Linked DNA regions of Homo sapiens: all the other regions are linked to region 3. A link is a loop called in an ENCODE intact Hi-C map of the cell type or tissue named here. Cell type or tissue: heart right ventricle. All regions are shown on one strand. Links, peaks and the distances in the headings refer to the core of each region. The heading gives the core; the rest is flanking DNA.

What was found. Peaks named below come from ENCODE experiments on the same cell type or tissue, not always from the same donor. Only the 100,000 strongest peaks of a DNase experiment are listed, where the experiment ranks them.
Region 1: a loop joins it to region 3, with 2.9 times the contacts of the local background. A loop is called at or near these places in 4 of 110 quality-filtered maps.
Region 2: a loop joins it to region 3, with 6 times the contacts of the local background. A loop is called at or near these places in 6 of 110 quality-filtered maps.
Region 4: a loop joins it to region 3, with 4 times the contacts of the local background. A loop is called at or near these places in 7 of 110 quality-filtered maps.
Region 5: a loop joins it to region 3, with 2.3 times the contacts of the local background. A loop is called at or near these places in 4 of 110 quality-filtered maps.

Annotation. Positions count from the first base shown.
Region 1 is chr12:18,688,912-18,695,325 of GRCh38, forward strand. It overlaps PLCZ1 (phospholipase C zeta 1), which reads right to left. Exons shown (of 15, transcript NM_033123.4): 12 at 5,999-6,168. It also overlaps a transcript of PIK3C2G not described here and the pseudogene PSMC1P9. Among named protein-coding and RNA genes, the nearest start is that of PLCZ1, 46 kb to the right of the region's middle. RefSeq lists an enhancer at 1,318-2,517. In heart right ventricle, for the core only: no CTCF peak of the experiment used is centred there; no DNase peak of the experiment used is centred there.
Region 2 is chr12:19,034,738-19,041,151 of GRCh38, forward strand. LOC107984527 (a long non-coding RNA gene) reads left to right here and starts at 2,092. Exons shown (of 2, transcript XR_001749033.1): 1 at 2,092-2,363. RefSeq lists a silencer at 2,098-2,392. In heart right ventricle, for the core only: no CTCF peak of the experiment used is centred there; no DNase peak of the experiment used is centred there; H3K4me3 peaks cover 3,434 bases; H3K27ac peaks cover 4,873 bases.
Region 3 is chr12:18,750,474-18,756,887 of GRCh38, forward strand. It overlaps LOC102724227 (a long non-coding RNA gene), which reads left to right and starts at 2,687. Exons shown (of 6, transcript XR_001749032.2): 1 at 2,687-3,297. RefSeq lists an enhancer at 2,916-3,487. In heart right ventricle, for the core only: no CTCF peak of the experiment used is centred there; DNase peaks (open chromatin) are centred at 2,232, 3,318 and 3,487; H3K4me3 peaks cover 1,573 bases; H3K27ac peaks cover 3,744 bases.
Region 4 is chr12:19,180,825-19,187,238 of GRCh38, forward strand. All of the region lies in intron 3 of PLEKHA5 (pleckstrin homology domain containing A5), which reads left to right. Among named protein-coding and RNA genes, the nearest start is that of PLEKHA5, 54 kb to the left of the region's middle. In heart right ventricle, for the core only: CTCF peaks have their summits at 1,386 (motif pointing right) and 2,823; no DNase peak of the experiment used is centred there; H3K27ac peaks cover 4,763 bases.
Region 5 is chr12:18,698,722-18,705,135 of GRCh38, forward strand. It overlaps PLCZ1 (phospholipase C zeta 1), which reads right to left. Exons shown (of 15, transcript NM_033123.4): 8 at 2,971-3,055; 9 at 2,780-2,847; 10 at 1,073-1,229. It also overlaps a transcript of PIK3C2G not described here. Among named protein-coding and RNA genes, the nearest start is that of PLCZ1, 36 kb to the right of the region's middle. In heart right ventricle, for the core only: no CTCF peak of the experiment used is centred there; no DNase peak of the experiment used is centred there.

The sequences.
Region 1 (6,414 bases), core at 482-5,481, 62 kb before region 3:
ACATAAGGAGAAACAAATATATAATTAAGTTTGATTATAAAGGAATAAAGAAAGGAAAAGAGGGAAGGAAGGAGGGAGAGAAGGAGTAGAAAAGAAAGGAAAAGAAAAAACACTAATGTGTGATTTTTCCTAATTCCACAGATTACGGCATTAGCTAGAAGCCAGTATGACTATGCAACTGTTTAGCAATCAGCATGGAATGGGCATCAGCATAATTAGACATCAAAGTAACTAGAAAGAACAATGGCCATAAACATATAGTACACTGGTCCCAATACCACTATAGACCCGCTAAATATCACTTTACAGGTAATAGACCCTTCCCAAAATGGAGTAGGTTCAGCTCGGTGTACCTCATTCCAGAAAGAAAAAAAAAATTATCTAATTTTGAAAAACATAATTGAATATGAAAACTGAATGAGAATTTAGGGCAAGCTTGTCCAACCTGCGGGCCACATGTGGCCCATGGTGGCTTTGAATGCGGCCCAACGCAAATTCATAAACTTTCTTAAAACATTATGAGATTCTTTTTGCATTTTTTAAAGCTCATCAGCTATCGTTAGTGTTAGTGTATTTTATGTGTGGCCCAAGATAATTCCTCTTCTTCCAACGTGGCCCAGGGAAGCCAAAATATTGGACACCCCTGGTTTAGGGAGCATTGATCAAATAATTTGTAAATAAATTAACAAATTTGTTTGTACAGGAGCCAATGCAGAGGAAGGGATATCAAACAATAAGCCCTCAGTGGTCAACTCTGTTGTTACCCATTGGCCTTACCCATAAGATTTTGGATTTAGAAAGCAGTCCTGTAGCTTTTATAAATTTGAAAATAACTGGCCTAGACCAAAACTCTCAGATTGCAGGTGACGAAGAGTAAAGCAGCAATGTCAAATGCCTTCATCAAGAACTTAAGAAAGCTTATAGTAAAACTTGGCTCTCTGATTCCCAAATCGTGCCTTCTACTATCTGAGCAAGTCATAAAGTAATCACAAAGCTCCCTAGAGTGATAGAGGCAACAGAGAAAGACCCACATGGCCATGGCAGCAGCTTCCTGGAGAATCATTAACTCTCCATGCCAGTTACACCTCAACAAGAGACTCCTCAGAATACAAACGTGGCACTTGTGAGCATTTGTGCACACTAGCTGCCTTCCACCTTCACTTTCTCAATAAAAGAGCACATATGTTCTCTTTACTATTCATAACAGGAAAAATAATGTATTTGTTCAATGAACCTAGATATATTGGGCATATACTTTGTGTAAGGCACAAATAAGGTGGAACAAAACACATCTGTTTTTTGTTTGTTTGTTTGTTTGTTTGTTTCTTTGAGACGAACTTTGGCTCTTGCTACCCAAGCTGGAGTGCAACGGTGCGACCTCGGCTCACTGCAACCTCTGCCTCCTGGATTCAAGCGATTCTTCTGCCTCAGCCTCCCAAGTAGCTGGGATTACAGTTGGATGCCACCATGCCCAGCTAAGTTTTTGTATGTTTAGTAGAAACAGGGTTTCACCATGTTAGCCAGGCTGGTCTTGAACTCTTGACCTCAGGTAATCTGCCCACCTCAGCCTCCCAAAGTGATGGGATTACAGATGTGAGCCTCCATACCCAGCCCACATCTCTTATCCTTAAAGAATCCTCAGACAAATGGAGAAGACAAGTTACAAGTAAATAAACAATTATAAAACCTTGTGATAAATGCCATAATATATGCATGCAGAGGGTGTTACGGAAAACAGCAAAGCTATGAAAAGAAGCACAGCTAACCTAGCCTAGGAAAATGCTTTCAAAAAGACATGATTCCTAAGTCTTGAAAACTGAGTCAAAATGAAATAGGCAGGTAAGGCTGAAAGAATGCTCTAGTCACAGGAAGAGCCTACGCAATTCGTGGAGGTGAGTCATGGTTAGAGAAGGATCCTAGTTCCACATGGTTGTAGAACAGGATGAAAGGCTAGAAGTGGTGAGAGATAGGGCTAGGCAAGTAGGGCAAGGCCTGACTAAGATAGTAGTCAAGAGACACAAATAAATATTACGTATGCATGATAATATTAGCACTGTAGCAAAATCTCTCCGGTCAACTTGTGGAGAATAGATATGGAGGACTGAGACAGGCTACCTGAAACCATCAGGAAGCCAAAGAAATAGACCTGATGACAGGTAGTAAATTCCTGATACAGGAGAGCAGCAAAATAGGTCAGATCAAGAGAATGGAGAAGGAAAATATTTAGGAATAGAATCAGCAGAATTTAACGTTGGTCTGGATGTGGGATGTGAAGGAGATGTGAAAGATTAGAATGGTTCCCAATTTTCTAGTCCGAGCAGAGTGGAAGAATGGGGCAATTTGTTGACATTTAAGTAAGAGCAGAAGTAGATTTGATTAGGAAGGGATGTTCAAGTTTTACTATTTTAAATTTGACAGAATGGTGATTAAGGAGGTAAGGATGCTCAGTGAGCTAAAATATGCCTTTAGATTCCCAAAATCATGTCCAATTAAAGACTTGAGCATTGTTGGTGGTGAAACTATGAATGTTTATGTAACAGAATCCAAGGAGAATAGTTTGAGACAAGGTTTAAGGAAAGACTTTAGTTAACATAAATATCTTAAGGGAAGGCAGAGAAAGAGGAAGCCACAAGTAAAAATGACAATCACTTGGAAGGTAGGGGGTAAAAGGAGAGTCCAGTCCCAGAGCATAGAAGAGCAATGTGTGTAGAAATGGAAGGGCTCTTCAAAGTGGCTGATTTGCCACTTCTTTTTACCAGATCAACTACAAAAAGATGTCAACATTATAATAGCATTGTAAAGTGAAGTCAGTAGTTAATTCTTTGCCAGACCTTGAAGGAGTACCAACAATCCAGTGTTGTAGGCAATTGCTGCCTATCCATTAAATGCTTCTACATCAGAGTCACAAACTCCTTAACAGACAATACAAAAGCCAGCTACATACTTCACAGGCACTGTTTCCTGCAATGGTCAGGATCATTCTAGTCCTGGTCATCTTTGCTATACTTTCCACATTAATTTCTGGAAAACAGCTCTCAATCCTCCCATTCTCAGCTGAGATAAAGTGGCTAGGTCCTGAAGTAGACGTGGAGTGTAGCTTCCCAAATCCTGTGGTATTACGATGGTGGAAAAAGGAGCTGAGCCAGGAAAAGTCGCAGGAGAAGCACATTCTGGAGGCCCCAGCATTTCTTGCACTCTAACAGCCAGGTAATGGGGAGCAGAGGAGCGCTCAGCAGCTGGCAGAGCTTCACTAAGTAATGACATTGCTGGCCAGGGACAGAAACATAAACACTACAAAATTCCAGGTAGGATCTGAGATGGTTTATACAGTTCTAGGAGTAACTAGTTAAATAGAAAGAGGGACCAATGAAACCATAGCCACTCTATTGATTTGCAAACAACAGGTACAGTTATAGCCTAAAATAGAACTGCTCATAAGTAAGTGGAGAGAAAAAGCAACTAGAGGTTTTTCAAAAGATTTAATGACATTTTAAAAAGAAAATAAGCATAGCACTTAGGTTATAGAGGAAAAAGAAAAACGTTTTGAAAAGTCTTTACTAATGGAAACAAATCTTAGACAACTGCTTTTATGCTCCATAAGGTTTTACAGGATGTGATAAAATAAAAGCTAAAATAATAAGACGAGAGTCTGGAGGAAAGGTGCTAGGTGGGATACAGACAGAAATAAAAAGGAAGCAATATGAGGTCAACCGCAATGGGGCAGGAGGACTAATTATGCAGGAGAAAAAAATCATTTCTACATTGAAATCAGTAAAGAACAAAATCAAATACAGACTTTGAATCATCAACATAAAGAAAAAATGTTAAAAGCTCTCCCAGGCCAAGGCAAGATGGGTCAAAGTCAGAGTGGTGGTCATGGTCCTGGAGGTGGCAAGAAGGATGACAAGCTCTAACAACTCAAGGACAAGAAAAAGAAATATGAACCTCCTGTACCAACTACAGTGGGGAAAAAGAAGAAGAAAACAAAGGGACCAGATGCTGCCAGCAAACTGCCACTGGTGACACCTCACACTCAGTGCCAGTTAAAATTACTGAAGTTAGAGAGAATTAAAGACTATCTTCTCATGGAGGAAGAATTCATTAGAAATCAGGAACAAATGAAACCATTAGAAGAAAAGCAAGAAGGGAAAAGATCAAAAGTGGATGATCTGAGGGGGACCCCAATGTCAGTAGGAATCTTGGAAGAGATCATTGATGACAATCATGCCATCGTGTCTACATCTGTGGGCTCAGAACACTACATCAGCATTCTTTCATTTGCAGACAAGGATCTTCTGGAACCTGGCTGCTCGGTCAGGCTCAACCACAAGGTGCATACCATGATAGGGGTGCTGATGGATGACATGGATCCCCTGGTCACAGTGATGAAGGTGGAAAAGGCCCCCCAAGAGACCTATGCAGATACTGGGGGGTTGGACAACCAAATTCGGGAAATTAAGGAATCTGTGGAGCTTCCTCTCACCCATCCTGAATATTATGAAGAGATGGGTATAAAGCCTCCAAGGGGGTCATTCTCTGTGGTCCACCTGGCACAGGTAAAACCTTGTTAGCCAAAGCAGTAGCAAACCAAACCTCAGCCACTTTCTTGAGAGTGGTTGGCTCTGAACTTATTCAGAAGTACCTAGGTGATGGGCCCAAACTCGGACGGGAATTGTTTCGAGTTGCTGAAGAACGTGCACCGTCCATTGTGTTTATTGATGAAATTGACGCCATTGGGACAAAAAGATATGACTCCAATTCTGGTGGTGAGAGAGAAATTCAGCGAACAACGTTGGAACTGCTGAACCAGTTGGATGGATTTGATTCTAGGGTAGATGTGAAAGCTATCATGGCCACAAACCAAATAGAAACTTTGGATCCAGCGCTTATCAGACCAGGCCGCATTGGCAGGAAGATTGAGTTCCCCCTGCCTGATGAAAAGACGAAGAAGCCCATCTTTCAGATTCACACAAGCAGGATGACGCTGGCTGATGATGTAACCCTGCACGACTTGATCATGGCTAAAGATGACCTCTCTGGTGCTGACATCAAGGCAGTCTGTACAGAAGCTGGTCTGATGGCCTTAAGAGAACGTAGAATGAAAGTAACAAATGAAGACTTCAAAAAATCTAAAGAAAATGTTCTTTATAAGAAACAGGAAGACACCCCTGAGGGGCTGTATCTCTAGTGAACTACGGCTGCCATCAGGAAAATGGTTGGGTGATTTCTCAGTCCCTGAAAGGGATGAGGCTGGGGGAGTTGCCCAGAGGAATCTCTGTTCCCATTGATTTTTATTAGCAAAACATCCTGTGTCTTTTGGAGTACGATGTGTAAGTGCCCACTGGGTGGCCTGTCTGTTGGTCACTGTGCAGCAGTCTGCTTCCCAATAAAGCGCGCTCTTTCACAAACAAACAAACAAAAAAGCTCTCCCAACATGCAGAGGAAAAGGGAATATGTTAAAGTTGACACAAATTAACAGACACTGAAGACAGATACTGGAGAAAGACATATGGATAATTTTTCTTTTTAAGTAATCAAATGATATTCACAGACATATGGGGGGAAGAATCCTGACCTACAAAAGCCTAATTGTGGAGACTGAGGAAAAGAAAAGGGCTCCTAAAATTTCCAGGTAAAATTCATCAAAGGCGAGAAAAAGTAACATGCCCACAAAGTAATTAGTGGGCTGAACTGAGACCTGTATCTCACAATATTAAATGCCTAAATACAATGAAATCATATAGTAGAACTTTGAGAGGAGAAGGTTTTAGCCTCAATATGTCAATTCACAGGCAGATAATCATTCATGTAAAATTACAACAGGAAGACATTTTTCAGATATAGAAGGATGCTGGAATACTACCCACATATAGTACCTGAAAAGATTAACAGAAATTTAAAAGAAATTGAAGCAAATCAGTGGAATTCAAAATACTAATGTACACTATCTAGTTTATATAATAACCAAAAAATGTAAAAGAAAATTTATTAATCTTACCCTTATTGTAAGTGTAATTGGCATACCCTCTTTTATGTTACTTGGGTTAAAGTATGATTTACTCTCTCTTAAGAAATGTGGTTTCAAAATATATCCAGAACCACCATTATCCAAAAATTTCCCATTTTGCAGATCCATGGGCAGACCAGGGGTCTGGAAATTTAAAGCCACTGTAAGAAAGAAGTATTTTGACATTGTCAGGTAATAGAGAATACAAATAAAGGAACACAAACCACTTACTGAAATCTAATAATGGATTCTATGTCCCCAAATGTTCTATGAGCAAGTATCATTAGCCTAATAATTCATGATTTTTAAAACTCTTTCTCCTGCCATGTCTATATTAATGTATATTGATGAGTTGCAAAGTTTAATCTGTAAGTAAATTACTACACAGCTTTGAGTAAAGAAATCAA
Region 2 (6,414 bases), core at 444-5,443, 280 kb after region 3:
ACCCCTTCCTCAGATTTGATTATTTGCTATGGCGGCTCACAGAACTCAGGAAAGCACTTTACTTACTGTTACCCATTTATTATAAAAAGGATCCAACTCAGGAAGCCAAATAGAAGAGATGCATAGGCTCAGGTATGTGGGAAGGGATGTGGAACTTCCATGCCCCCAATAGATGTGCCACCCTTTCAGCACTTTTATGTTGGAAGCTCCCCAGACCTTCTCCTTTTGAGGTTTAGGGGAGGATTCACTGGGCATCGTTAATTAAATCATTGGCCATTGCTTATTGAATCAATCTCCAGTTCTTCTCACCTCCCTTAGGTCAGGAGGTGGGGCTAAAAGTTTCAACCTTGTAATCACGTGGTTGGTTCACCCTGGCAACAAGCCCCCACTGGACACTTTCCAGGAGCCCCAGCCACCAATCATCTCATTAGCACACAAAAGACACCAACCACTTCTCAAATTCCAAGACTCATAGGAGCTGTGTGCCAGGAAACTACAAAGACCTAGTATATACTTCTTATTGTAAATCATAATATCACACTTAAAATCAGGGAGAAAAGAAAAACAGTATCTTAAGTGTGTAGGTATGTTTTGTGATAGGGAAGGACATGGTGGTGAGGAAAAAGTTATATTGAATCCATCCCTAGGAATTTTATTTCCTGAGAAAGCCTGATAAAATCAACTTGCATTCAGCAAATGCATAACTATAAGCCAGGCATTGTGTTAGGAAGACACTACTTTTATCAAGATGAATTAAAATATTTTCTGACATCAAGTAGGAAGACAGACAATACAATGTGCTAAGTGCTGTGATGGGGTTAAGTACAGAGCCAAAGTTGAGTGGTGGAGAGAGACCAGTTCTGATTGGGGAAGTCTGAAAAGACTTCCAGAAGGGATTTTAATCAAACTAAGTCCGAAATTGTCCAACAGAGTATGACCTTTCCAAGCAGCACTAACAGAATATGCCAAGTAGAAATGAATGAAAACACATGGAGTATGGGAGTACTGGAGAATTATGAGTGGGTGGATTATGTAACCCCTAGTGAGAGGTTATGTTGGAAGAATGAAGTGTGGTCAGATTATGAAGACTCATGGATGTTTGTCCAAAGAGACTGGCTTTTATGAGGCCAGCTATTTTTCATTCAATAGACTTTTAGGTTCCCAAAAGTGCCCTAATGGAAGCACAGGGTGGGTCAAAAGGTCAAGTTTCTGCACACCGCCCCCACCACTCCACCTCACTGCACTTCTTCTCTCTTATGTATCTCTTTTAGATTTTCAACTTGGAAGAAGAGCTTAGTTGTTATTTTTAAGTTTTAAAATCACTCATGTAAACAAGAGTCATAGAAATTTTTTAAGAAAATTAAATGACTGTACTTATATTTTAGAAAGCTAATTCTGGCTGCAAGGTGGGGAAAAGATTAGAGAAAGAAAACGTAAAAGGTAGAAAAAACATACAACTGTTAAAAATAGCCCATACAGGAAGGGCATGGTGGCTCATGCCTATAATCCCAGCGCTTTGGGAGGCAGAGGAGAGTGGATCACAAGGTCAGGAGTTCAAGACCAGCCTGGCCAATATGGTGAAACCCTATCTCTACTAAAAATACAAAAATGAGCTGGGCATGGTGGCACGCACCTGTAATCCTAGCTGCTTGGGAGGCTGAGGCAGGAGAATCACTTGAACCCGGGAGGTGGAGGTTGCAGCGAGCCAAGATTGTGCCCCTGCACTCCAGCCTGGGCAACAACGCGAAACTCTGTCTTAAAAAAAAAAATAGCCCAGACAAGGAATGACAAAGGGTCCAAATCAAGGTAGTGAAAGTAGGGATATGAACAGAAGTAGGAAGAGAGAACAGATTCAAGAGATATTTTAGAGTTTGAATTGATAGCTATTTGCAACTCCTACATCACATGCAGTAGTTTTTGACAGTGTTTGAGCAGAGTTGTCAGGAAACCCTGCACACATTTTCCTTTTCCATTTGTGGACTGGTACAATGTCAGCTGCTGCACTTCAACTCCAATATTACCACAGGGAGGTGAGATAAGGGCCTCTTATAACATTCCAAAGCTTCTAGGTTGATGAGAGTAACAGTTTGTTGACTGATGCGATTTTGTGGAAAGCTACTTTAAACTTAGCAGCTCATGATTGAACATGGAAAAAGCCACCAACACAGTGTTCATTTTGTTACCCAAACACCAGGGGTGAGGTCGTTGCTATGCCACACAGAAAGCCAATCAGTGAGAGGAGGATTGCCAGGAAAGAAGCCTTTTTATTCATGCGATGTCAGCCCAGGAAAATAGGAGATCAGTCTCAAATCTGTCTCCCCTACCAACTGAAATTGAGGGCTTTATGTATCAGGAGGAGGAATGTAAGTACGTGCTGGAAAACAGGAATTAGGAAGGGGAAAGGAGGCAATCCTGACTAATGGGAGGTCGGGCATCTCATTGTCTGGGTGTAGTGTTTTGGTACGTTTCAGTCCCTTGCCTGAGGGTTGGTTTCCTGAGGATGGAACTCAGATAAGACAAATGTAAGTTTCATGTTTTAAGACCTGGAGGACCAATTTCTATGTTTATTCAAAAAATCCAAAAATATCAGCTCTGTGGGAATTGGGCTGGTTTCAATTTGATTTATCCATTCCTGAAGACTGATGAGGTATTTTGTTGCCTCTTTTGTTCTCTCTCCTTCATTCTCTAAAAAACAATTTTAGTCCAACTCTAAGAAAAGAATTTGGGAAAAATAAATTTAGTAAATGAAGCAAGCCATCGATATGGTTTATTTTGTTGTTAAGCTACACTCTTTGTTGTAATGTCATGTGATAGAATGCTTGGCCAAGACTGATCCTTACAGTGGGCCAGCCTTGCAAATGTGCAGAAAGGATCCCATTGTGATTTAAGATGTGATAGTGAGATGCTCATCCCTTATTTCATGCACTCAATTATTCAGTAACTATTTTCTAAGCACCTACTTTGCAAAAGGTCTTTAATCGGTAGGCACTGAGTGTACAGTGGAATGGAACATCAAAGTGGTCTTAGTCTAGCAGAGCTTTCAGTCTTAGCAGGGGAGACAAACATTGAGCAACTAATTATACACTTAATTATTTGATCACTGTTGTGATAACTGCTTTGAAAATGAAAGAAATCTTACTTCACCCAGTCTCCACTTCCATAAGGAAGTGACTTTTGGCTTGAGAGCTGCAGGACAAGTTTCTTCTTCAGCAAATGAGTGGGGAAAAGAAATTCAGGCAGAGTAGACAGTGTAAAGCTGGAGCATGGGCACTAAACAGCTGGGAAAAGGCCACTATGGCTGAAGGGCAGAAATTAATAGGGAGAGTGGCCAGATGAATTAGGAAAGCTCAATCATACTGAGATTGGTAGGCCACGTTAAGGTTTGGTGTTAGCCTAATGTCCTAAGGAATACATTGACAGAATTTGAACAGGTTTGGGGTCAAATGATGAGGCACATTTTGAAGGACCTCTCTGACTTCTTGGTGAAAAATAGATCAGAATAATACAGAAGTGGCTTGGGAGAGACGAAACAAGTGGACTTATCGGAAACTTCTTCCAGTTTCCCAGTTGCAGGCCCTGACACCAACAGCTGAAGCTCCAGAGATGAATCTAGCCTGAGCAGGTTCTATATAGAACTAGGCTTGGCTCAGATGTACCAGGCGGCAGAGTGTGAAATCAATCTTCCTGCTCTAAGTTTGATGTCCTCTGCCTGGCATGTCCCAGGCCGCTAGACCACAGATTTGCCCACTGCAGCACTATCGTCCAGGGCCAAGTTCTGGCTACAGTTTCAGGGTTCCCTTTTGCCCTCCATTTACGACACAGGACTGGAGCCTTTTTCTGAAACCTGCCTTGATGCCTGCCCACATTCACAAGCCTCTAAATTCCACAGTCGTTCACTATAAGCCTGATTGGCCTCCCAGGAGAACAGTGTCTTCCCAAATAAAGCTCCTTTCCACTAGCTGCTGCACCTTCAGCTGTTGATTCCCTCACCAGTCTCCCCTCTGCCTCAGGTCCGAGTCCTTAACTGGACCCTCTTCTAGCCTCTCCAAAAATGCCTCTGAGCTGAGGCTGCTGGATTCATAAAAATGAGCTACAATAAATACCTCACTATGGTGAAGTATCTGTCTAGAAGAACTTCCCTTTAGCAAAAGAGAGCTTTCTTACTCTTTTGAGATCACAAGGTAAGATTTCTTTTTTAAAAATTCCACTGAAAGTACCATTCCAGTGCTCTTTAAGCAGTGATGCACGCAGTTATCAAAGAATCAGGGTTGTGTTTTATGACAAGTGTCGTAAGCTTTGCAAGCTCAAAGTTTTTTCTCAAAAAATGTTTAATTGTTTAGGTTTGTTTGCTTTTAACCAACCTGTGTGTCAAACTCCCATGTTTTTCTGATTTACTGCAATAAAAGTGATATACTTCGGTGCAGAGAGATATTGGGATGTCAAAAGTGTTATGAGTCAAGGAGCTACTGGCATTTAATCTGTAGCAGGTATGCTGTTAGATTTAATAAGCATTTCAGGGTAGTCAGGGTCTTTTTTTTCTTTCTCTATAAACAGGCCTTGTAAAATTTAAATCAAAATATGAAATATAATCCTACAAATAATTCTCCACCCTTACTTTTTCTCTACTCCTGAAAGAGTTAGAAGAGAAAAGATTTCCCTGAGTTTACTGTTCTATATTGCTTTTTCTTTTGTTTCCCTTTTTGCTTTTCCAGTTCAGGCAAGATAGGACCCTCCGTAAAAATTAACTAGCATCTCATAGGACAGAAATCTGAAAAACATGAATAGGTTTCAAGATAATATCTTTTAAAACTCTGTGTTTGTGCTTCCTTTTTAAAGACCTTTTTCTAAAAATAGAATTCTCAGGGTGACCAGAACAAATGCAGATTGGATGAAAAATGTTTCTGCCAAATTGTGAGACTGATGTGAATTGAAGTAGCTGAAATGTAACGCCGTGTTATTGTAATCTGAAGTGTTAAAGCGTGCCCTTCATCTAAGAAATGCAAAATATTTTCAAAACAAGCATCACATGACACTCAGCAGAACAGGTCATATTATTACAGCTCTCCAGAGGAGGTAACTTGTAGAGCAGAGACTTTGGGATGTTTTGCTAAAATACTTTCTTTCTTAATGCAGCTCAGAATTATCAATTTTTTGAAATTGAATTTTACATTTTATTCTGTTCGCTTGGTGGCTGTCAAAAATGCTAAACAATCGTATTTTTTTTAAGTTCCAAAGGATAGTAAAAATATGTGTAAGAGAGAATGATGAAGTTTCAGGAGTTTGTATTTGGTAGACTTTTATGCTGTTTTGGAGTTCTCAACAACACTTGAGTACTTTAGCACTTTGTACTCTGTTCTCAATTTGGGGATTTTTCTTTATCTTTTCTCTCAAGTGCTCTTCTAGCATGTATTTCATAATCTGTGGATTAGTTTAATTTTTCTGCAATGATGAAAACATCAAAGAGCTTTAGACACTTGAGCTGCCGGTTGGAAATTGCAACTCCCAGCTGTACCTAAGCAGAAATAAATAAGCCCCAAAAGGAGAGGTAGGTAGTAGCCTCAAAGAGATCCAGTCGCAAAGCCTCTGTGGGAATTATGGAAGAACAATGTTTCTGCTCACTAGATATATGAGCGTCGTGGCAGGGAGACCAAAATCTGAGGCTAGAGAAAAACAGGAGCAGTACCAGAGGCCTTGGCTTCCCATGGCACATTTGTCAGGAGAGAATTAATTGTTCTTTTCAAATAATTTCAAGAGAGCTTCCCACCTAATGATATGCCCTCCATTCAGTTGATCTTTTGTCTTCTATTCTTTTTATTTCCTTTGTTTATTTTACATAGATGTTTAAGCCTCTGGCTCTTATAATTTCTCAAACTAAAGTCAGTGATTTTTTTTTTTTTTGCTTTTGTGTATTCAATGGGTTATTCCTAGGCATCTGATAAGCTCTAGCTATGTATTTGCCTTTTGTATCCTACAGGCATGGTGTTATCTAGCCATATTTTTAAAACCAATACTGAGAGTTATCTATTTCTATAATGTAGGATTCTCCCAACGTTCACTTATTCTGTTTGAGTCCTCGATCCTGCTCCATCTCCCTGTTTTTCTGAGCTGGCTTAAAGCTCCGACTTCTCTTCTGGAGGATGCTGCCTACCTTTGGCAAAGGAAATTTCAGAAGACCCATCATGGAAGGATGGGGTGGTTAAAAGTTCTTCCTTTTTGTTATAGTTCAATTTCTGTTCATTTATAATTCAAACATACACAACATAAATGGAAGCTGAACTCACACACAAAACGGATAGAATTATCTGGTAAATATTGGAGAACAAAGCTGAGGAAGGGCAGTGTGTGTGTGTGTGTGTGTGTGTGTGTGTGTGCATGTGTGTGTGTGTTTAATTATCTTGATAATTAACAGAAAAA
Region 3 (6,414 bases), core at 920-5,919:
AAAGGATTGTTTAGGAGAGATCAAAAGAGGCCAGGACCTGTAAGCAGTGTCAAATTCTAACTGGGAAATTGAAAAAGTTGTGTATTTCTTCTTACCAGATCAGTAGATTATGAAAACCTGACCATAAAGATATAGTATAACTGTACTGTGATTCACTCAAAATTCTAATAATTTTCTCTTCTATAAAACTGCTTCACAAAGGAGTGCAGAAATTTCCTGCCTCTCCAGTTGCCCCCTCTAATCCTCAACTTTGTTCATATCTATCTTGTTGCCTGGTCTAGTCTCCTGGTGGTGAAGAAAATTAACAAAAAGAAGTTGCTGAACTACTCATTTTTAAAATTTTTACTTATTATAGTTCAATGAATATGTCAGAAAAAGCAAAACCACAAAGATAAAAATCCATTTCTCTTTAAACAGAGTGTTAAATTAGAAGGAATTTAGCTGTAAAATTATTAGTGATATTTTTCTGGGAAATGACAGTATAACAGAAAATGAGTTGACACTTCTCAAATAGGTACTGTAGATGGTTTGGTGCCCTTGAAACACAATCACATGTATTCCCAGGATGCCCTGGAGTTTCTGGCACAAAGGACAGACAGCCGAAGACTTAATATTGGACAGCCAATTTACATCTACCCCAAGATATGTGATTCTGTGAAATAGAGTGCATTAGAAATGCACAGTTCATACTGCAGCACTAGAAAATACTATAGGCATTATGATAACCAAACTCAAAATATATACAATTACATTTTAAGCATATAATTAAAATACAACTTGTATGCACTGAAGCCAAAAGGTATTTGGAATGGCTATGTTGAGAGAATATGGAGTCAGTAGAATAGAACAGAGTCCCTCTTGATCCCTCTGTCAATGCTGTCCATCTACATCCAGAGTTAGAAACCTAGGTGTGCTGTCCGTCAAATTAAACTATTCTCTTTTTCTGCACGCCCACTCTATTAGCTTTCTTCTGGGAAAGCGACCATGTAGAAACTTCAAATGATGCCAACAGTAAACTCTCCCCAAAAGTCTACAGAATGTGAAAATATCTGAAACAAGTACAGTTCATCTACTGTTGGTGGAGCAAAGCATAAACTTTAACCCATACTGTGTTATAGTACTAGACATATCACAAAGAATTTACTTCCCATCAATTCATTCTACAAGTTATTGTCCTGAAAACATCCCTGTAACAGGAACTATAGACTGAAAAACAATATGAGTAATGATCTCTGCTCTCCAGGAGCTGAAGATCTTTTTTTTCTTTTTCTTTTTTGAGACAGAGTCTTGCTATGGACCTTTTAAAGAGCGATAGTTATTGTAACTTCAGGTGTTATCTCTATGTTTCCTGCAATTCAGAGATAATAATTTTAACAGAGAGCAATATTGAGAAATTAGTACCTTTGCTTCTTGTTCCTATAGATTCAATCAATACAAAGAATAAATAAAGCAATATTCCCCTTCATGGTAAGCAGGATCTAGAATCCCTTGTCCTAGAATTAACAGCTTTTTCTGATTCAGGTCCAGAGGAAGCGAATTAAGTTGGCTCATCTGAAGAGTGGCAGGAGATAGTGAGTTTTGTGTTTGGAAGTTAGAGATAAATGAAGCTAATCAAAGTCCAGCAGAGAAATCCATATTGTTCCTACCACATGCCAGGAAGTGTCAGGAACATTAATAGGGCAGCTTATGAAGCCAGGGGGAGAATTTCTCCCAAATCCAAGTGTGTGATTGAAATTGGACATTCTACTTTTCTTGTATTCAAATGTCATGCATCCGTTCATATCCATTTCATAAAAATAAACAAAGGTCTGGTTTACAAGATATCTGACTCTTAAAAAACCCTTCCACTTATTCTATGAATGCCTAGACAGATTATTTTCCATATTTCAGTCTTATAAAAGGCAAGAATATTTCCTCATTCGGTTAATAGCTAGTGAGCCCAATCTTTATGCCAGACTCTACATTACGCACTAGGAGCACAAAAGGAAATTGCACACTCTTCTTGTTCCTGGTAGGTCCCAGCTGAGAGGAGGATACTGGCATGTAAAGGACTAATTAGGCAAAAACTTCACACTGTGGGAGACGAAAGGAGAGCAAAAAACTCTCCCTCAGGAAGTTAGAGAAGGCTCACATAGTGAATGCTTCCACCACCCCCCACCCTCCCTGGAGGACTGAAGCACTCGTCCTCCAGCTGCCTCATCAAGATAAGGTTCCTTCCCAGGAGCAGACCACATGGGAAATCCTACCCCTTTGCCCCAGTTCAAGACAACTTTGCAGCATCATCCCAGCTTCCAAGTTCCCAGGAGGATTGACTAAGGCCTTTGTTATGACTGAATCAGCAGTTCCCCGTCCCCCTTCCAACCTAGGAGTAGGCAAATTTTTTCTGAAAGGGCTACAGAGTAAAATGTTTTAGGCTTTGCAGGCCACATAAGGTCAATTTCTGTCGGATAGCCTATTTTTTTTTTTAAACCCATTGAAAATGTAAAAACCATTCTTACTTATCTCAGGGCCAAATACAATCAGGCCATGAACCAGATTTGGTTTGTGGAATTTTGTTCCACCCTAAACAGCTTTTCTCACCTGCTCTCCACAGCTGTTAATCCCAAAAGGACCTCCCAGTAAACATCCGGCAAGCTAATCCCTGTCTCAATTCTATTTCCTGGGGAGCCTGAGGATTCAGTTTGACAAAGGAAGTACTTAGGACCCAAAGGTTTAACCAGGCTGGTGACACTGAAATTTACCTATGCCCTGTGGTTCTGAAAAGTAGCTTTCCAGAATTCCTCACCCTTTTTGTGTTCTGGGAAAGGGTTTACTGCAAAGAATCCCCTTCCCAGGTGACACATGAGACTCAAAATTCACTCTTTCTCCTAACTCACATAAGACTCACAAATGTTTCTGTATAACAAAGCCAGACCCTGAAAAACTGTCTTTGTTTCATAAATAATTAGCTGAACTGTTTATCCTCCCAAAACTAGCTTGACACAGAGATAAACATTTCTTGTTCATCTTGTCAGAGGCATTCGAACCAGAGCAACTTGAATACTGGCTGGATAAAATAAGGCTGAGACCTACTGAAGCAGGACATTTCACTGACCCCTTTGTGGAACTCGCAACAGGGGTGCCCCGTTTACTCAGCCCACAGCTCTCAACTCCTCATAGGAGGGAGTGAGCAAGCCAACAAGGCGGGAACTGGAATACACGAGTGCTAGAATCAGCTGGCTACTTCATAGCTGGCAAGAGCAAACTCCACTCACTCAGACCCGCTGCTTTCCACCCCTCGTCGGACAGGGCACACAGGTAAGCGGGTGCAGGAGCCAGGGTGAGTGCTACTGGGTGCTGGCAAGAGCAAACTCTGTGCATGCTCAGCGGCAGCACTGCGGGGGTGCCCACGACCCTTGAAGCCCCAGAGGGAGTGTTAGAGAGCTCTTTTCGCTCTTCCCTCCATGGACAGCTTAAGCGTTAACAGCTCAGTGTACCCTCTGCCTTTTCATGTGAGGCAGCTGCCTTCTGCCAACAAAGGCAAAGGGTCAGTGTGACAGTCTTTTTGCATCCACACTCACAGCTCCCGAGCTGTTGTCCAGTGTCCAGGAGAAATGAGATCATGTGAACAAATTGAAGGATGGTAAACGTGGGGGATATTATTGCAGATGAAAGTGGCTCTCAATGTGAAGGAGAGCTGCAAAGGGGATAAAGTGGGAAGGTATTCTTCCCCCAAAGTCCAGCTATCTCCTGCCGGATTCCTCTCTGAAGTTACCAGAGAAGCTGTCAATCTGTCCCTCTGAAGTCAAGCCACTTTTCTCCAACACCCAGCAGTAGTAGCCAACGTCCAGCTGCTTCTCCTCTCTCTGCCGGCTGGGTTTGGGGTTTTTACAGGCACAGAATGGGGCAGGGTGGGTCTATGGGTTGTGTTGGAAAAGGCAACATTCAAGCAGGAAAACAGCGATGTAAACTCTCACTTTGGGCTGCAGTCTCCGGCTTTTTGGCTTGAGGGTGGGGCCCTTACCAGGGACCTGCCCTCTTCTGCCCAGAATTTCTTTGCCGCCTGTCCCTATCACTACTGGGCTGCATTCCCAGGAGATTAGACATTCTAAGTCACAGGATGAGATAGGAGGTTGGCATAAAATACAGGTCATGAAGACCTTGCTGATAAAACAGGTTGCAGAAAAGAAGCCAGCCAAAACCCACCAAAACCAAGATGGTAACACAAGTGACCTCTAGTTGTCCTTACTGCTCATTATAATGCATTAGCATGCAGAAAGACACTCCCACCAGCACCATGACAGTTTACAAATGCCATGGCAATGTCAGGAAATTATCCTATATGGTCTAAAAAGGGGAGGAACCCTCAGTTTCGGGTATTGCCCACCCCTTTCCTGGAAAGCTCATGAATAATCCACCCCTTGTTTAGCATATAATCAAGAAATAACTATAAGTATCCTTATTTGAGCAGCCCGTGCTGCTGCTTTGCCTATGGAATAGTCATTCTTTTATTCCTATACTTTCTTAATAAACCTGCTTTCACTTTACTGTATGGACTAGCTCTGAATTCTTTCTTGCACGAGATCCAAGAACCCTGTCTTGGAGTCTGGATTGGAACCCCTTTCCAGTAACAACCTGACAGACTGAGTCTCCCCCTGATTACAAAAAAAAAAAAAAAAAAAAAAATCCTAACTGTGAAGTCATCCCACATATAGCTTAGACAAGCTCTTTGTTATAAAATCCAAGGCAAAACCACCCTGATGACACGCTCTGATCCTCAGATCTGGGGTGCTCTTGGTATTGCAAAATTCCAAATAAAATCAATCTCCCTACATGTTCTGGGTTTTAGTTTTTGTCTTTGTTTTTGCCTTTGCCTTTGACAGTGAGATGATGGCTGCAGGCAGAAGAAACGTAAGGTTCAAAGCACCAAAGTACAAAAGGATCTGATATTGTCACAGACTGAGAGATTTGATGTGGAGAGAGTATGGAGCTCTGGTGGGGGCCACAGTGCAAGGCTGGGGTAGTAAGTTAGAACAGGCTGAAGGGCCTTGATTCAACCACTAATGTGGTCATGTTCCTGAGGACCTTGGTGCAGTCCCCTCTTGGAGATAAAGAGGCTTGGCCACCATCCAGGCAAAAATAATTCCTTCAATAAAGAAAAAGACAGACTTTAAAAGTTATCACCAAGAAAACATGGTCCCCTAAGATAGAGGACTTCAACTGACAAATCCCTAAAATTTTGGAAGAATTTTAGAAAAATAGGTATCTTCTTGTACATTTTTAAGTTGATGTTTAAGATTTATCTTTTAAAAAGTGAAAAGTAACATGTAGTTTGAGACATATTGTAAATATCAACATTTTCAAATAAAATCTTTTTATCAGATTTTTTAAGTATGCAGCAGAATCTAAATACACTAGATTTATTCATTTTCTTAAAAAAAGACGAACACTTCCCTAATTTTATGTAGTTTCTTTCTCTGTTTGAACTTTCTATGTCATTTCACCAATACATTTTATACTAATTTAATACATTTTTATGCTGAAAAGTCTTTCACTGATTATTCTGTCATACATGTTTGCTACAAAAACATGTGTATGATTTTTTCCTGTGCCCACCAGTCTAAAAGATTTAAAAATTTTCTCTTCTATAAACAACTATTCAAAACAACATAAAGATATTAACAAATTTAATGTAATTTTAAAGATAAAAATTTAAACTTATTGAAAACACAATTCATACTGACATGGATCAAGCTCATTTATTTTGGATTAGTTTATATATCTATCAATGAATATTAGTTATTACTAGAAAGACAGAGTGTTCAGCATCCAGTCTATTTTTATTTTTACTTCATAGATATGAGCAATGAGCAACGTTGATCAGAAAAAAAGTGAATGGGAAAGAGTTTTCTTATGACAATATCACTCAGTTCTTTAAATTCTTCTGAATTTTATACCAAAAAAATCACAGTAGTCTATCATCAAACATTATTTTTAATAATATGTCAATGGACACTTTGTTAGCCAGCCCTTCTGTTATATTGAAAGCAAACAATAAGAAACCAATATATTTGAAAATGGACTTGTTATTCTATTATTAGAGCCACTGACATCCTCAATTTCTGAAAGGAAGAGCGCTAAGAGCACAAAGTCTTTACCATGACTCACTCAATGACAAGCCTATACCAGTGGCTCTTTCACTGAAAGGGGTTGTGTTTAATTCAATATATTTAGGCAGGGAGGGAGAAATTAAAATATTCAACTCAATGCATCTTTGAAAACTGTCAACATCCAGGAACAAAATGCAGTGTTATGCTCATTTAATTAGTGGGAAATATCCACCATATAACCTAATTAAGCAAGCCAACCCACATTTAATAATGTCAGCCATCAGCCACTCTTAAAAAAAAATCAGACCTCAAGTTTTAACTTCCA
Region 4 (6,414 bases), core at 671-5,670, 430 kb after region 3:
CGATTCCTGAGACTGTGCTTTATATGCACCTACGGCTCCTAAAAAACATCAGCCACAGCTTCAAGCCTAAGCTCACCCGAGACCCAAGTCAGACACCTCTGGTGTGGAGCCTGGGGATCTGTTTTTAAAGAACTCCACAGTGCACAGTCAGCATTCAGAACCACCATTCTAAAGTTTTATATGTTTCACATGGATAGGCAGATAGTTGAAATTGTAAAAAAAAAAAAAAATCAATTTTGATTCTCTAATATAATGGAAAATATCAGATTAAAAAGAACTCTATAGTAATATTTCACTATTTACTTGAGATGACCTGAACTAGGTATAACGAAATGGAAGACTATAGCACATTGGATAGCCACAGACCAGTACTGGTATGAATTAGAATTGAATTCTGCTTAGATTGTAAAGGAACTTAAATTTAGCACTAAGATAAGATTATTAAAGGAAAATAATGTGATTAAATGAAGTAGAACAACAGTACCTAAAATGTGTTATCTTTTAAAGTTTTTGAAATCTCTTGTTGAATAAAGCACAATAATTGTATAGCATTGAAATAAAGATTTTGAAGTCTTACTATACCACTAACTCAATATAGTAAAAGGTGATGCTGAAAAAACATTAATGTGGCTGTATTGGTTATTTTGATATTTTAAAAAGCCCTTTAGGGCTGGGCATGGTGGCTAACGCCTGTAATCTCAGCAATTTGGGAGGCCTAGGCGGGTGGATCACTTGAGGTCAGGAGTTTGAGACCAGCCTGGCCAACATGGTGAAACCCCGTCTCTACTAAAAATACAAAAAATTAGCCGGGTGTGGTTGCAGGCGCCTGTAATCCCAGCTGCTCGGGAGGCTGAGACTCGAGAAGTGCTTGAACCTGGGAGGCAGAGGTTACAGTGAGCCGAGATCGCGCCACTGCACTTCAGCCTGGGTAACAAACAGAGTGAGACTCTGACTCAAAAAAAGCCCCTTAGAGAACAAATTATTAATCTAAGACAACTAAGGTAAGGTAATGGGTAATGTCAAGGATGTTTTTGCTGATTGGGACAATTTGTATTCAACTGCAATTCGACTACATTCATTAGCTTCATCAGAAATAAAACTGAGGATTATGTGTCTAGATCTGGGTGAGCTCAAAGATGATTACTGCTACATAGTCCTTGCTCTCAAGAGATTATATATTACATAATTTGCTTTCTATCTTATGGTTTCAGTAGTTATTTTTAGCAGCAAACAGTTATGTTTTTTAAAGGCAGCAAAAATTTATGTTGTTGGGTTATTATTTATTTTTACTTTTTAAGACTTATTTATATACCAATTAAAGCCCAGAAAATTAGTCTTGAGCAAGAGTTAACACATGCTCCTAAAATTTTAAGTTTTTTGTTTGGCCAGATGAGGGCACTTTTTCTTTACATTTCTAGAATTTGAGCTGTGAAGCAGATTGTTTTTTCGCATCCAAGCGATTTCTTTCTTTCTTTTATTATTGCCAGTGAGACAGTTTTGGCATTTTTGATGTTTTGATTGTGCTGTATTCTCATAGATTAATCCTTTCCATCAATCCTTTCCTAAAGGAAAAGCTTCAGTTTCTTGCAAAGGTGTTGTATATGGGAACTTTAAAATGAATGACAAAATTTAATGGAACCAAGGTGGTTTTAGGAAAATGTCCATGTTATTTGTAATTTTGCTTATAGTTAATAATGGAAGTTGAAATGTACTTTTAATTTGAGTACTCTAACAATAGCAAGACGAAGTAGCATTGACTAGACCCTCCTCTTCTCCCTTACCATATTTCTAGTGCCTGCTTTACATTGAATTAATGTTGCCTTGCATTATTGCCGTCAGAATTATACAGAAGTAATGGAGAAGAAATAAAATACCAGAAACATTTTGTCTGCTGCTTAGAAATAAACAAAAATAAGTATAAGTACTGAACCCAACAAGTATAATATTAGAAATACAGCATATTTAACTTTCTTATTTGCTGTCAAATGCCAGACTGAATAGGATAAGGTTTCTAAGGTTATGTGTAATGTACTAAAACAACACAGACTGCAACTATTTGGTGTCAGTGTGAACAGTCTTAAGAAGAAAATCAAAGAGAATAATGTTTAAACGTCCCACAAAACAAAGCTGTTGTCATTTCGTCACAGATGAACAAAACAAGTTTATGTTTTTTGAAAGTTAAATTTCTGAAGAGCAATGAAACAGAGCTGTTGCTAATTAAAGTTTAAAAACCACTAGTGAAAATAAACACCAAAACATGGTTAACTTAAAGGAGATTAAAAGGAGAGTGGGGGAAACAGCAAGGATGAATTCAATGTGCAAGTTTGTTTAAAATTATATACAACTTAAGGAGTCATGAAAAGGAAATATTATTGTATTTTACATAGATAGATAGATGAGTATAAATAGTATCTCCCTTGTATAGATTAAAGAAAGCTGTTATCATTATCAGCTGACTCTGGAAAGAGGTGTCAGCTTAGTGAAGCCAGCAAACCTTAGTTTCCTCTGAGTGCCAGAGAGCCACTGTTATCATATTCTCTTTCATGAGCACCAAATGTGCTTTAGGTACTTTTCCTACATGTTCACTTATTATCAACAACCCTGTGGGATAATTATTAGTATTATCATTTTACAGGTGAGAAAATGTAGAATATTAAGTAGTATGTTTAGTGTCACAGAAACCGATAATAATGAATTTCTCAAACCAAAATTCAGATTGTAACGACACTTTAATGTTAAGAGGCATGTCACTGAGAAGCAAGTGGTTTGGGTTTCAATGATTGAGTTAGTTGTTCTCAGTCTGCTCTGCCCCAAAAGGCCATCTCTTGGTGTTTCAAGGAACAGCAGCTGGATTGCTTGATACTTACAAGGGAAAATTTTTTTATTTTCTTTCTTTTTTTATTTTTTGAGATGGAGTCTTGCTCTATTGCCCAGGCTGGAGCACAGTGGCGTGATCTTGGCTCACCGCACCCTCTGCCTGCCAGGTTCAAACGATTCTCCTGCCTCAGCCTCCCGAGTAGGTGGGACTACAGGTGTGCACCACCACGCCCAGCTAATTTTTGTGTTTTTTTGTAGAGACAGGGTTTCACCATGTTGGCCAGGCTGGTCTCGAACTCCTGACCTCAGATTATCCACCTGCCTTAGCCTCCCAAAGTGCTGGGATTACAGGCATGAGCCACTGTGCCTGGTCTTATAAGGAAAAATTTGTTAAGGCCTCTACAGAAACCACGTCTGGTGCCTATGGATGGACTGTTGTTTTTAGTCCTTTGGAGGAACAAAGTTTCCTAGTGTTTAATATCTATTATTATTATTTTAAAAGTAATTTTAAAAATCCTCGGGGAATGGCTATGAAAAAGATAAGAAGAAAGTAGTGATTTTTAAATTTTCATTCTATTCCCTGACTTTTTGCTGTATAAATTTTGGTAGCAGTCTTGTTGCCTAGACCTTATTTATCAAGCCATAGTCTATTTGAATAGTAAACCCCCAAAAATCTGGTTTTATGGCTGACAGATCTTTAATAAAAATGAATCCCTCTGCCCCTTTCTCATTAAACATTTGCTGGGGACTTTTTATGTACTGGCTATTTGTACTTGGATGTAGGATGTACATGTGAGATACAGCTATGCCCTTGCTAGTGAGTTTATATTCTCGTGTAAGAGCTCAGTAAGTAAGCTAGTCATCACAATGAAATGGGATAAGTACTGTGCCGGTGAGTAGGGTGCTGTGAAAGCATACCCCTGTCTTGTGAAGAGAGAGGGGAAGGAAGTCTTCATGGAAGACAGAATGTCTGAATGATCAGATCATTTCACAGATAGATTGAGAGGTAGGAAAGGCTAATTTTGTTGAAGAGAATAAGTGATGTTTGTTTTGAATATTTTGGGTGTGGCTATAGGTTTTGAGATCTACATTTGGTTTTTAAAAATGCGGGAATGGAATTTTTCAAAGAATTTTTAGCCTGGAAATGAATATTTGAGAGTTACTTGAATAGAAGTGATAAGATAGAAAAAGAGGAGAGGACACTGGGGAATACCTATAAAAATCAGAGAGGTAGAACTCCGCTAATGCAGGTCCTGGAAGCCACAGTCAGAAGACAAAACAGTACTTCAAGAAGTGATTGTTATATAGTCGGTGGAGGCAAATGCAGTGCTTACAAGTTGAGGAAGCAGAGTAAGGCACTGTATTTGATTAAGGTATCAGTTACTTGTGAGCAATATAGTGCAGGGTTAGATTTAAATCGACATTTTAGAAATGTACTTCTTCTCTATACCTTTTTTTTTTTTCTTTTAACATTGGTTCTTCACTTTGGAGAGGAGATTAATGGACCTCTTTGAAACTGTGATACAGAGATGGCGTACATTTCTTTTGTGCCCTGTCCATCCTCTGTTTCTTCTGAGAATCTAACTCACATTTACCTTGGAGAAAAACTCCTTATTCAGTACTTGTTATTATACTCAGGTCTGGTCAGTATTTGTTCCATACCTCCTGATCCTGTCATTGACCAGGGTGTGCACATTATGTAAGCTGGACCAGTAATACTAGATCCTGGGACTTTCCTTAAGCTCTGGAGAACGAGAATGTCTTATGTTGGATTTGAAGCTGTAAAGATGTCAGCCTAGAGCTGTCCTCATGGGGCAATAACAGAGAGAAAGACAGAGAGAGGAGGGGTAGGGATGGCCTGGGAGGAGGAGAGAGAAGAGTAGGAGGTAAAGAACGGAGACAGATAGATACACACTTTATCATATTAGTTGAGTCTCTGGATCTAGCCATTCCTGAATCTACTCCTGAACTTTTAAATTAATTGAACCAATACATTCCCTCCTTTTGTTTAAGCTAATTTGAATTGGATTTTCTGTTATTTGAGGCTGGAAGAGTCCCATTCCCATGAAGAATGCCTGTGTACTTAACATATCTTAAAGAATGCAAATGATTCGGGAGTCTCCATATCTGTAGGGGCCCAATGAAACAAAAAGTAATGAAGATCAAGTTGTTCCAAGGATAGCCATTAACTAATTAATAACACACACATACATATAAAATCTTGTTATTTATTGTAGTTGAGGGGATGGGATATTTTTATTAATGCCTTTTGGATTAATCAAGAATTAACACATTTATCTTCTTCAGTCTCTTTCATAAGAATATCCTTTGTGAAATATTTGGATTGCATTTCATTTGTTATCTGTCTCTCTAGGCTTATAAATATACTTGCCAACCACATACATGTCTTAGGACTCAGACCATAAACCCATAGATACAACGTAATTTGCCAGAGGTCCCATAAAATACTAATAATAAGGCTAGTTGTCCCTGGCTCTAGCTTAGTTAGGTAACTTGAAGAAAAAAGGAAAATGGCTGTGCTAATTTTGTTAGGAGTAAGCTTTCAGTTCAGTAGAAAATGACGATATATAGAAATATAATTCAATAAACTGTTTGATGGGTGGTACCATTAAAAATAACAGAGCAGTTGGGAAGTACTTGATATATAATAAAATATCAAAGGACATTGTCACATCTGCAGTCAGATAATAGTTCTAAGTTAGGTTGGCCACAGTGAGGGTGATTGTTTCTTTCTGGTCACTGCACTTGGCAGTAGATGTAGCTCCTGGCAGGTTCACAATGATGTTCGTTTTGATGAAATAGAACAAGAAAGTTGGATGGTAATAACGTGAATAACTGAAAATAAGCTCGAATTTAGTATACCAAATTTACTTTCTTCTATAGAATAATGCCAACTACTTTCTAATTAGTAGCTAGAAGAAATGGAGTAAGAGTAAAAAGTTTAGATTGAAATTGAGTCCAGTCTACATTCCCTCTGGTCATGTTTTTTTGAAACTGACCCAAAGCTCTCAACCTCTTGTTTTTTGCTTTCTTCCTTTTTTAGAATACCATTTATGGTTCGTATCCACCCCTTGAAGTCCTATATTCTAACTGAGCTTTCATCTATAAGCTTTTTTGGGCATTGTATGCAGAATTTAATAGCTTCCTATTTATTAAGAAACATTCCTTTCTCTTTGGGCAGAATTTATATTTTATTCCTTCTAAATGCTTTGTTAAATCAGAAGGTCGAGGAATAACAATATGCTGTTTCTGCCCTCTGGTGGTTGAAAGAGATGTTGTAAATAAGTAATTACAAAGATGTGTGTCCTATGACTCTAACCACCTATGGCATTATAGTTTCTTTTATTCCACCTGCATTTATTGGTTCACTGATGTATCAAGCATGTAATGAGCATCTTCTATATGAATGTCTTTATCAGTACTCTAAAGTGCCTTGTCTAGTAGCATTCTGGCCATTAGAAACAAGTTAACATATGTGAGGTCTTACAAATGAAGTTCCAAAAGCCCGCTTTTGCTATGTCTAGATCTGACTTTTTGCACTCCAGGTTTGGATTGCAAAGTGTTTTCCTATCTAAA
Region 5 (6,414 bases), core at 865-5,864, 52 kb before region 3:
CACATCAGGATAAGTGGTGTATCCATCACCCCAAGCATTTATCCTTTGTGTAACAAACAATCCAATTATACTCTTTTAGTTATTTTTAAATGTACAATAAACTATTGTTGACTGTAGTCACCTGTTGCACTATCAAATACTATGTCTTATTCATTCTAACTATAGTTTTGTATCCATTATTGTCCTTACTTCCCCCATACCCCTGCTACTAAAAAAAACTGCCATTTTTTGAGGATTAGCAGAGTCACCTGGCTCTTAAGTTAGTTGCTCATTCCCTTTTAAGTTTGGGACATTCCCCACATAATGAGTCTTCTTTCTATTCTCTTTCTCAGGCCCCGTTTTACCTTGGGCACTGCCAAACAGAATAACCACCTCAGTTTTAGAATTAGAGGCAGTGAAAGGAAGATGCAGAGACAGATGGCACCTCTACAGGTGTGCAGTGGGGCATGCACACTCTGCACAGCCATCTGGTAGTCCAGCCTGGGCGCCATTTCTTCCCCTTCCTTCACCATAGGCATAGAGCCTCCAAGTCTGATTAACCCTACCCTCTTCAATGCCTATTAAATCCACAAAGTTCATCCTGTCTCCACTCTCACTGCCAGAAATCTTTATTACCGCCTTCCTGCCTGCAATCTCACCCTTTGGCTGCTATCAGAGGTATCGTTTAGAAATAGAGTGGATCATGCCACTCCTGAGAGTTCAATCTTCTCCTGCGCACCTTCGCTTCCAGGACAAAGTTCAAGCCTTCTAATTCGGCTCTGCCTCCCTCTGCAGCCCTGTCACTGCTCTCCTATACAAGCTGCTCACCACAGCCCCCCAGCCCTCAACAAATGTGGCCACATCGGACATTCTCAATCAAAATGTCATGGCTTAGGAAAGTTAATTAATGGCTAAGTTCCATGAAATAAAACTTAATGAGACCTGAGGTATGTAACCCCATTCTAAATTATGTTAAATGTGTTGAAATTTTATGAGAATATACATTTTATAAATATCATTGAGCAATCTTAACACCCTAGCAGTGAATCTAACTCATTTAAACATTTCATCTATTTGAGTCACAAAAATTTACCTCGCAATTTTGAAAGTTTTCGGGCTTGTGTCTCCCCAATAGAATTATTTTCATTAAATTGCTGATATAATCTTGAATGTTGAAAGCTTTTGAATTTCTCAGCTTTCGTATAAATGACAAGATCAGATAAGGCCAGAGCAATTTTTAGCTTCCTGGTCTAAAAATAAAATGCAGTAATTTTACATTTTTATGCTAATCATTGGGAAAAAAAATTTTTTCTAGTAAAGAAAATACACTTTCAAACAAATGATTTTCATCTTTTCATAAGATTATCTCCTCAAACACCATTTGATTAACTCAATATGATTATTTTTGGGAACAAAAAAATATTTAATGTTAAGATAAGCTAGCTTAAATTTAAAAATCATGATTAATGTAATAAGTATTGAGGACCACAATTATTACTATTTATTTTTTTCCTAAAGATCTCAGTGTATTCCCATGAATTTTATAATTTTAGGAATTTTTGTCATTAATAAATTTATATTGAAATGACTTCTATTACATAGCGAACATTTGCCATTTCACAACCTGGCATCTATTTCTTTTACACTTCTTTTTAGCCATTTCCCAAGTTTTGTTTTGGGAAAACATTTCTTGCTCATGCTCAATCCAAGTATGAGTCAGGCAGATTGGGCCAGCTAAACAGAGCTTTGCATTCCCCTAGCAACAGTAATTGGTTCTGGGATGTGCGCATAACCAGATCAGAGCCAACGTACAAAAAAAAAAAAAAAAAAAAAAAATAGTTGCTCTGCCAAGAGATAGGCATTCCACTGGATTTGAAGCTGAAATGATATAAAGCTGACTCCTTGCAATAGCCATGCACCAACACAGAGAAAGTGGGAGCAAAGCTGGAGAAAGAATTGAAGTTCTGCTGACTTTATGTGAGACACTATATCAAGTCATTTTTTAAACTAAAATCCCTTTCACTGAACTTTTCATCTATGTAGGCCAATTAATTAATTATCATTTTATTTAAACCAGCTGGATTGGTTTTGTGTCACATGCAACCTAATATACTTTCTTTCATCATGCTAATGTATATACATATAACATTATGTATTATTAATATTGAATCTTGTCTTTGTCTTTACTTGGGACCAGGGAAATTACGTTGTGTATCTCTGCATCTTTTGCACTTCGCACAAAGCCTGTTTCATAAGAATGCATAATATTTATCAATTATAGAGATTTTTTTTTTTTTTTTGAAACAGGATCTCTCATTCTGTTGCCCAGGTTGGAGTGCAATGGCTCGATCTCGGCTCACTGCAACATCCGCGTCCCAGGTTCAAGCAATTCTCCTGCTTCAGCGTCACAAGTAGTTGGAACTACAGGCATGCGTCACCATGCCCGGCTAATTTTTGTATTTTTAGTAGAGACGGGGTTTCACCATGTTGACCAGGCTGATCTCAAACTCCTGACTTCATGTGATCCGCCCACCTCAGCCTCCCAAAGTGCTGGGATTACAGGCATGAGCCACCGTGCTCAGCCTAGAGAAAAAAATGTTTAAGCAGCTAACATAAGAAAAGAGGCAATTTAAAAAATTCATCTTCCACCATCGATGTTTTCAAAGTAAATTGTAAATGATAGACTAGAGTTTTTATAAGAAGGAAAATGATTTTTCTCCAGAATTTTAAAAAAATCTCCAAGAATAAAATTAGAAAACTTTCCAATCACTTGTAAGATTTTCACAAAACACCACCTCACCTTCTTTTTCTTGAAAAGCATTACTCCAGGTAACTTTTTTACCCCTGTTTCCTTGTCTTGATTGTCTCCTAAAACAGATTCCAATACTTCTGATTCTTTGAATTTATCCTCCTCCTCCTCCTCCTCCTCCTCCTCCTCCTCCTCCTCCTCCTCTCCATCTGCCACTTCTTCTTCCCATTCCTCCACCTTACCACGCTTATCAGAACCTTTTCTTTCATGGGTTTCCTTTAAGGTTCCTATTTTCTTATTTTTAACTAATATTTTGAATTTTAGTGCCTAAGGAAACAATTTGAGAGATACAATTACACATTTACAAGTAAATTTGCATTGTAACAGTCACTGAAAAGTGTTTCACTATATTTCCAATTAGCCTACAGTAATAAGATATGTAAGAACTCCATTTTTTCCCATACCCCTATTCACATCTCAGTAGAGGAATGAATACAGTGATATAATGCTATTGATTGTAATTCACCAAAAAATAAGCCTGTTATGATTGAGACTTACCATATGCCATTTTTTTTATATTTCCCAAGTTGGTACTATTCCAACAATTTGAAATATGTGAAAAGTATATATATATAAATACTTACCATGATATTGCAATGAAAATGTTACAACTTCTGGTAGTAAACGCTTCAGCTCATCATTTTCTTATCCAACATTAAAAAGTATTAAATGAAATCAGGTATATTAAAATGTCTATCATAAGTGTCTGGCATCTAGTATAGACTAAATTAAAGATTCGTAATAAAGGCTCTTCAAATTTCTTCTGTATTACACATAAACATCATTAACTTAATATTTTCTGTCCTTCAAACTTAGAAGCATAGCAAAATTTACCATCAGTGTCACTTGTTCTAAATTTGAAGGCTTCTGGTTCCATTCTTTCACTTGGTTATTCCTGCCCTTAGGATAATTTCTTTAATTTAACAAGTACATTTAAGTACCGGCTCTGTTATATACAATGCTGAAATCTGGGTTATAAAGTAAAGTTCTTTTCTCCAGGGAGCTTTGATTGTCCTTTCTCTTTTGTCATCCTCAGGCATCCATTCAAATTATTCCATCATCTTGGGTCTTCCCTCTTTCACAATGACCCTTATGATACTCTCCACTGCAGAGTTTACCAAATGCACTCTGCAATCCCATGTATCAAGAATATTATCAGAAGTGCTTGGGAAAGGGACAAATTCCTAGGATCTACTTCAAAATAAGGGAATCAGAATCTTGAATTGTGGGGCTGGAATTGGGCCTCCTTTAACAAGTCTCTAGGCAATTCTTTTACACACAAGGACTGAATATTGTAGGATAAAGTAACTTTTTTTTTTTTTTTTTTTTGAGACGGAGTCTCACTCTGTCACCCAGGATGGAGTGCAGTGACATGATCTCAGCTCACTGCAACCTCCGCCTCCTGGGTTCAAGAGATTCTCCTGCCTCAGCCTCCCAAGTAGCTGGGATTACAGGGTAACTTTAATTCTTTATTTACTCATTGAAAAGCACCTCCCTGCTTTAATATGGAGCTAAAATTTGAATGAAAGCTATGTACGGGAATGCTAGAAAAATAGATTCATATATAATAGGAAGCGGGATTCTCTTCCAAGAAAGCTGAAAATTATAAGTTCCAGAATTGGACTATGATTTGGGTTTAATCTTTGATGATATGTTTCGAAATTCTTTACTATTTCTTTCCACCACAATTGAACACATTGAGTCTGTGGGCATTCTTATGCCACAAAAGAACCGTGGTCTTTCCATTTATCACACAGTTCATTTTTTTCTGTCTCAGTTCTATCATCAGCCCTATATGTCTTGTCACTAGTGTCACAACACTTTCACTTGAAAATTTTTCACTGATTTAAATAAAATGTTAAAAGAAGTAAAATTTGAAGATCTTCCAAATTTATTATGTCAGGGAGAAAAGTTCAGCCCTGGAAACTTAGTCATGTAATACAGCTGTTTTTCTTCGATGGTGCATGACCATTGCTTTCTGACCTTTGTGTTGAGATGTTATACATTGACCAGACTCCTTATTCTTTATTCAAACCCTGACTAAATGACCTTAGAGATAGAGAACCTTGTGATTACCTCTTTACAATAGAATGTTAAGCAAACCCCTTAGAGTGTAATCAACCGTAGCCAATCAAATCTTAAATCTGTATGTTAACCCTTGTGTGGAAAATACTGTAATTCTGTTCTGTACCTCTGTTTTTGCCTGTATAAAACAATTTTCACTTTTTCCCACACCAGGAGCAATGACTACTATTCTTTGCTGTCTTGTGTGTCCCAGAAAGCTACCCTTACACTATGCACTTGAATAAATTCTTCTAACTGAATCCCAAGCCTTTTGATTATTTTAAGTTGGCAAAAAAAATAAGGAAAATACAGAGGGCAATACCCAAATATTACAAAAATATTGTTATGTCTAGCAAAAATGAAGACATGTCAAAACCAAACTATTTGTTGTTAGACAATACTATTCATCAAAAAGAAAGTTTATTTGTAATCTGATAAAATTTGGGATAGGGAGAAAGGCCCAGCAAAGGAAACTAAGCAGGAGTGGTCAAAGAGGAGTGAGGGAAGGCTAAAGAATGTGGTGTTACAACAGAAAGTAATTCAGGGAAAGGAAGTGGAGGTCGACAGTATTGAATGTTAATGAGAGGACAACCAGATGAAGACTAAAAGAGGTTCATTAGAATTTATCAGTAAGAAAATCTTTGATGAATGTGATGGGAACTTTCCTGTGAAGCAATTAGAAGAGAAAGAGGGACTGAACAGGTTGCAAGGAGACAAGAAAATGAAAATTTGGGCCGTGAGAGGGAGTAATTCCTTTCTTTTTTTCAATATGAAGGAGTTTTGTTCTTTTTGCCCAGGCTGGAGTGCAGTAGCTCAATCTTGGCTCACTGTAACCCCCGCCTCCCGGGTTCAAGCGATTCTCCTGCCTCAGTCTCCCTAGTAGCTGGGATTACAGGTGGATGCCACGACACCCAGCTAATTTTTGTATTTTTAGTAGAGACGGGGTTTCACCATGTTGCTCAAGGCTGGTTGTGAACTCCTAACCTCAGGGGATCCGCCCTCCTCAGCCTCCCAAGGTGCTGGGATTACAGGCATGAGTCACTGCACCGGGCCATAGAGAGGGAGTAATAAAGAGACAGCCAGAGAGAGAAGTGAAGTCCTGATGGTAGATGTGGACGTGATTTTTCAAAGCAAATACTTCAGTATGCTCAAATTAAGACGGAAAGGGTCATAGAGACAGGGAAATTGAAAAGAGTAGATTTTTTAAAGGGGAACTTGCTACCCAGCTGTTGAGATATTGGGTACTGACTATTTATAGTCTAGAACTTTTGCCACTTTCTAGGACTTTTGCCTGTAAAACATACTAAATTTCTGGTCCTTAATACTAATTGCTTTGATATTGTGGACCCATGGGGTAGGAGACACAATCAAAATGTGGGTTGTATGTATATATATATAAATTTTAATCGAAATATATTCACCTAAGCATTCATGAGAACATTCCCTAGGCAACATTGCAAAAATAAACCTCTATACGTGATCAAAACTAAGCATTTTCATTGGTCTCTAGCCCAGTTTCACAGGCCAATATAACAGTGACATGTTTTCATGGACTTTTTTCT